2 separate regions of the Homo sapiens genome follow, and region 2 is linked to region 1. A link is a loop called in an ENCODE intact Hi-C map of the cell type or tissue named here. Cell type or tissue: prostate gland. All regions are shown on one strand. Each heading gives the region's core, and the rest is flanking DNA. Links, peaks and the distances in the headings are about the cores only. Region 1 has its middle 12 kb from the start of GCNT1. Region 2 has its middle 23 kb from the start of FOXB2.

The links. Peaks named below come from ENCODE experiments on the same cell type or tissue, not always from the same donor. Only the 100,000 strongest peaks of a DNase experiment are listed, where the experiment ranks them.
Region 2: a loop joins it to region 1, with 4 times the contacts of the local background. A loop is called at or near these places in 12 of 110 quality-filtered maps.

The regions. Positions count from the first base shown.
Region 1 is chr9:76,446,019-76,448,936 of GRCh38, forward strand. It overlaps a transcript of GCNT1 not described here. Among named protein-coding and RNA genes, the nearest start is that of GCNT1, 12 kb to the right of the region's middle. In prostate gland, for the core only: a CTCF peak has its summit at 1,637 (motif pointing right); a DNase peak (open chromatin) is centred at 1,643.
Region 2 is chr9:76,995,393-76,998,310 of GRCh38, forward strand. No RefSeq gene overlaps it. Among named protein-coding and RNA genes, the nearest start is that of FOXB2, 23 kb to the right of the region's middle. In prostate gland, for the core only: a CTCF peak has its summit at 1,542 (motif pointing left); a DNase peak (open chromatin) is centred at 1,503.

The DNA of each region.
Region 1 (2,918 bases), core at 137-2,636:
TGATAATTTGCTCTGTTGGTGAGTGTGTGGGGGAAACAGGAAGTCACACATTGCTGGTGAGAATGTAAATTGGAACAATTTCTCTGTGGAAGACATGAAGAGTCATCAGGAAGCTTAAGGCCTGGGAGTTCCTAGGGGATCATCTATCTAGAAAATTTACCCTGGGAAACTGACCTTCAAGTCTCCCTTGCAGAGATTATGCAGGAATGCACTGGAGTGACTCCAGTGCCCTTCTCTGGTCAGGAACATAGCCAGGGTCTCCAGAACATATAGAGGGTGTAAGACAAGGAGAGTTTTTGCAGAAGCTGATGGGAGCCAGCACACAGCACCCAGGGAAGTTTGCCCTTGTGGAAAAGACGGCTGCCAAAACTCCCGCTCCATGCAATCTTCTTAGAGTTTAAATTCTCCTATCCTTTATCAAGGTCTAAGGAACTTGTTTCTTTTGCCTGTGTCTGATGGTATCTATTGCCAATCATCTTCCCCCACACAGAGGGTGAGACCTATCAACTTTTTAAATGCACATACATTTTGACCAAGCAATACCACTTACGGCAATTAATACTACACATATGTTTTATATATGTGTGAAGACATTCACTGTAGCATTGTTTATAATAGCAAAAAACTGGAAACAACTGGAATGGCCATTAGGGAACTATTTGAATATCATGGCATAGCCCCGTACTGGATAGACACTGAAAAGAACAAAGAGGCTTTATATAAACTAATATGGAATGATTTTCCAAACGTGTTAAGTGAGAAGAAGCAAAGTAAAGAACATATATGGGCCAAGCATAGTGGCTTGGTGTTTACATACATTAGATGTTAGAGGTACATACTAAAGAGGCAGTTTAGGCTGGGCACAGTGGCTCATGCCTGTAATCCCAGCACTTTGGGAGGCTGAGACGGGCAGATCACTCGAGTCCAGGAGTTTGAGGCCAACGTGGCCAACATGGTGATACCTCATCTCTACAAAAAATACAAAAATTAACTGGGCATGGTAGCGTCCACCTGTAATCCCAGCTACTTGGGAGGCTGAGGTAGGAGGATTGTCTGAGCCCAGGAGATTGAGGCTGCAGTGAGCTGGGAGCGTGCCACTGCACTACATCCTGGGCAGAGTGAAACCCTGTGTCAAAAAAAAAAAAAAAAAAAAAAAAAAAAAGAACAGATATGGATGGTATGTGGATATTGCTGAATTGCTTCTTCCTTTTCTTTTTTTCTTTTTCTTCTTTTTCTTTTTTGGAGACAGATCTCACTCTCACCCAGGCTGGAGTGCAGTGGCTTGATCACCACTCACTGCAGCCTCAACCTCCCGGGCTCAGGCAATCCTTCCACTTTAGCCTCCTTAATAGCTGGGACCATAGGTGTGCACCACCACGCCCCAGCTAATTTTTATTTTTATTTTTTTGTAGAGAGAGGTTTCACCATGTTGCCCAGGCTGGTCTTAAACTCCTGGGCTTAAGCGATCGGGCTGCCTCAGCCTCCCAAAGTGCTGGGATTACAGGCATGAGCCACTGTGCCCAGCCTAAACTGCCTCTTTAGTATATACCTCTAACATCTAATGTATGTAAACACTAGGACTGATTTTCACCCTATTTCTTAACTTTTTTATAGTTATACATGTGATTTTGCACACTACCACCAGAGGGGGCCTCTGCCACACTTCACGCAATATTTACAAGTCAGTATGGAGGATGTTTATTAAATAATTTTTATATCTAGAACATTCTTGTTCATTTAGCATAGGCATTTTGGTGCTCAGCTTTAAAAAAACTCTGTGAGCCCCCTGGCTCATCCGTCTTCTTTAGCATGTCAGTCCACAATCCCTGTGTCCAGTACGCCCTGACCCTGTCATCTTCCTTTGCTGTGCTGGATTCCTGAAACTGAAAATGCCTCACAACTTCTATGCACTCTTACCCTCAAAAGAGTGCATTTAGTGGCATGGCTGTGCCAGCCGTCTTTGTCCAGATGGCTTCCAGATAGGAATCACTGAGTCCAGGAATACTTTGAGAAGCCTGGAGAGCCTCTACTCTGAAAGTTTATCATCACTGCAAACTCAGCGAGTCCAGATTTTGCTCAACACATGCTGTCTGCTTTCTGTTTACCCCTCTAGTCTTTACTAACAGACACTTTATATATATATATACACACAGCCAGGCGCGGTGGCTCGCGCCTGTAATCCAAGCACTCTGGGAGCCCGAGGCAGGCGGATTACTTAAGCCCAGGAGTTTGAGACCAGCCTGGGCAACATGGTGAAACCCTATCTCTACAAAAAATACAAAAATTAGCCAGGTGTGGTGGCACGTACCTGTAGTCCCAGGTACTTGGGAGGCTGAGGTGGGAGGATGGCTTGAGCCCAGAAGACTGAGGCTACAGTGAGCTGTGATCATGCCACTGCACTCCAGCCTGGGTTGCAGAGTACGACCCCACCTCAAAACAACAACAGCAGCAAAAAAATCTTATTGAGGCATGGTTTAATAAAATATAGCTGTTTAGGTGTATAGTTCCATGACTTCTGACCAACCTACTAACCCAGGCAATTATTACCACAATCAAGATAAAGAACATTTCTATCACCCCAAAAAGCAAATGCCCTCCTCTCCCCACACTCAGCCCCAGCAACAACTGCTCTCCTTTCTGTCACTATAGATTAGATTTGCCTCTTCCAGAATTTCAGATACATAAACATGAATCAAACGGTCTGTACTCTTTCGTGTTTGGCATCTTTATCTCCACATAAGGTCTGGAGATTCATCCATGTTGAAGTGTGAATCAATTTTGCTTTCTTAAATGTCATTCCATTATTTTAATATGATATGCTGCAATTTGTTGATCCATTCAGACAGGTACTTCTTTTAACTTGTTTTTGCTGGTAAACACCCTGATGGGCATCTGCTCACTGTACATGTCATTTTCTT
Region 2 (2,918 bases), core at 224-2,723, 550 kb after region 1:
CAAGATGGAGCTATAGGTTGTCTCTGCTCAGACAGGCTTTCCTTAATTTCCACCCTTCATTTTATTTTCTTTTTTGTTTCTTTGTTTTGTTTTGAGATGGAGTCTTACTCTGTTGCCCAGGCTGGAGTGCAGTGATGCAATCTCAGCTCACTGCAATCTCCGCCTCCTGGGTTCAAGCGATTCTCCTACCTCAGCCTCCCTCCTGCTAGGACTACGTGCACGAGTCACAATGCCCAGCTAATTTATTGTATTTTTAATAAAGATGGGGTTTCACCATGTTGCCTGGGCTGGTCTCAAACTCCTGAGCTCAAGTGATCTGTCTGCCTCAGCCTCCCAAAGTGCTGGGATTACAAGTGTGAGCCGCCGCGCCCAGCCTTATTTTCTTCTCGCTACCCTCACCCCCTTCCTTCTGCTCCTTCCAGGAGTCTCAGCAAAAGCTTCCTTTTTACAACTTGCCTTTTTAGTACTCTTCTAATTTTACCTGGAAAATGCCATTTATAGTATATTTACCCTCCCTATTTGTATGTGTCATATTGCTGAGTTAGAAAATCACAAAACTTTTCATCAACGTGGTTGTTCCAAGACAATGTTTTGTTGTGGGAGAGGTAGAGGTGGTACTCTGAAGCTATCCTAAATGTCTATAGGATGTTTCTCAGCAAGCCACATGCATCCTAATTCCCCTCTCTGGTTTTGGGTGGTTCAATATTATAAAGAGAAGCATTGGGGGAGCAAATATAAGACCACAAATATTTCATGCAATATCAGTTATGGCTATAGAAGCAAAGGAAACAGAGAACAGAAATAACTCTGTGAGCTAACAGTGTAGGGATGGTAGGCAAGGGTAATTTCTCAGATGAAATGTCCCTTTAACTATGCTTACAGAGAGGGCCTCAGAGGCAAATCAGGTTATGGCTTTTAAAAACTCACTACTATTTTTAGACCATGGCATATTATAAAATAATTTATTTTTGACAATTCTATACAGTCATCCGTTGGTATTTTAGGGGAATTGATTCCAGAACCCTTCCTGGATACCAAAATTCCTGATGTTCAAGTCTCTTATATAAAATGGCATAGTATTTATACATAACCTACACACACCCTGTTGTATACTCCAAAGAGGCCCTTTTGACATTTTTGTACAATTCTTCTCTAGGGTAATGACCATTAAAAGTTAATTTATTCTAAAGGTTAATGTAAATAAATTTTGAATGTGAATCTATTGTATTTGCTTCTAAGATCACACAGAGATCTCTTGTTTATGCCCCCCTTTTGTTGGCAGTAAGATCTTTTTTAGATTACAAAAAAAATAAAAAGAAAGAACCTTCAAGCTCGCCCTAATAAGAAATCTCTTTGCAAAGTCATATCTAAAGTCATAAGTCACTTTAAAACTCAGTCCACCACGGGAACATGCTGAGCTCTGGAACGAGGTGGTGCCTGCGGTGGCCTGTGTCCCAGAGGCCCCTTCAAGGTGCTGGCCCAGCTCTGCAGCTCATCTGTTGACTCCTGCTCCCTCTGCTGGCCCCGCTGCTCAGTGGCCATCCCCAAAACAGTATGTGTGTCAGATGTACGATGGGCCTCAGGAGACAGCAAAGACTGGTCCTTTTGGGGAAACTGAGTCCCAGTTGGTGATGGGCCTTGCTCAAACTCAGTCAGTGGCAGGGCCAGCACTGCAGCCAGTCTTCCCACTGTTCCCCAGTCCTCACAATTACACAATTACTCATGGCTACTCAAATATTTTAGAGCTTGGTGGTACTCCTCACCTATGAGCTGCTTTTCCAAAAACAAACACATTTCAAAGTGCATATATTATTAATTTATAATGTACAAATAATGGTTGACATTTTGACTGAGTTAACCGAAAGATTTTTTTTAAAGGATTCTGTTACTGATGCTGGTGATACACATAACAAAAATAATGAATCCCAAAAACACTGCGCTGAGCAAAACAAGCCAGACATAAAATAGTACATGTGTAAAGTTCCATTTATTCCTTTTACATGAAGGTCCAGAACAGGCAGAACTACCCTATGCTGATAGAAATCACCTCACTGATTGCCTGGGACAGGAGGAACTTCCAGTGGGCCCAGGGGAACATTTTAGACTGATGCAAATGTTCTAGATCTTGATTGTGATGTTGATGGCACAGCCACACACACTTGTCAAAACCCATTGAACATTTGTCAAAACCCATTGAACTATACATTTTATTTTATATTATTTTATTATTTTTTCTTTTTGAAATAGGGTCTCACTCTAGCCCAGGCTAGAGTACAGTGGCATGATCACAGCTCACTGCAGCCACGATCACCCAGGTTCAAGCAATCCTCCCACCTCAGCCTCTTGAGTAGCTGAGACTACAGGCACGCACCACCACATCTGGCTAATTTTTGTATTTTTTGTAGAGATGAGATTTTGTCATATTGCTGAGGTTGGTCTTGAACTCCTGAGCTCAACTGATTCTCCCACCTCGGCCTCCCAAATTGCTGAGATTACAGGCATGAGCCACCTCACCCAACTGAAGTACACATTTTAAATTAGTGCATTTGTATTTGGTGTAAATTGTACCTCAATAAAGTTGGTTTTAAAAGAAAAAAACTTCTGGGCTAGTCAAATCATAAACTCTAATCAGTTCTTTCAACCTGAATATACCTGGACCTATTTTTTAAAAGAACAAAAAAAGGTCAGGAGCAGTGGCTCACACTGTAATCCCAGCTCTATGGGAGGCCAAGGATCACCTGAGGTCAGGAGCTCAAGACCAGCTTGGCCAACATGGTGAAACCCTGTCTCTACTAAAAATACAAAAATTAGCGGGGCATGGTGGCATGCACCTGTTAATCCCAGCTACTCGAAAGGCTGAGGCAGGAGAATTGCTTGAACCCAGGAAGCAGAGGTTGCAGTGAGCCGAGATGGCACCA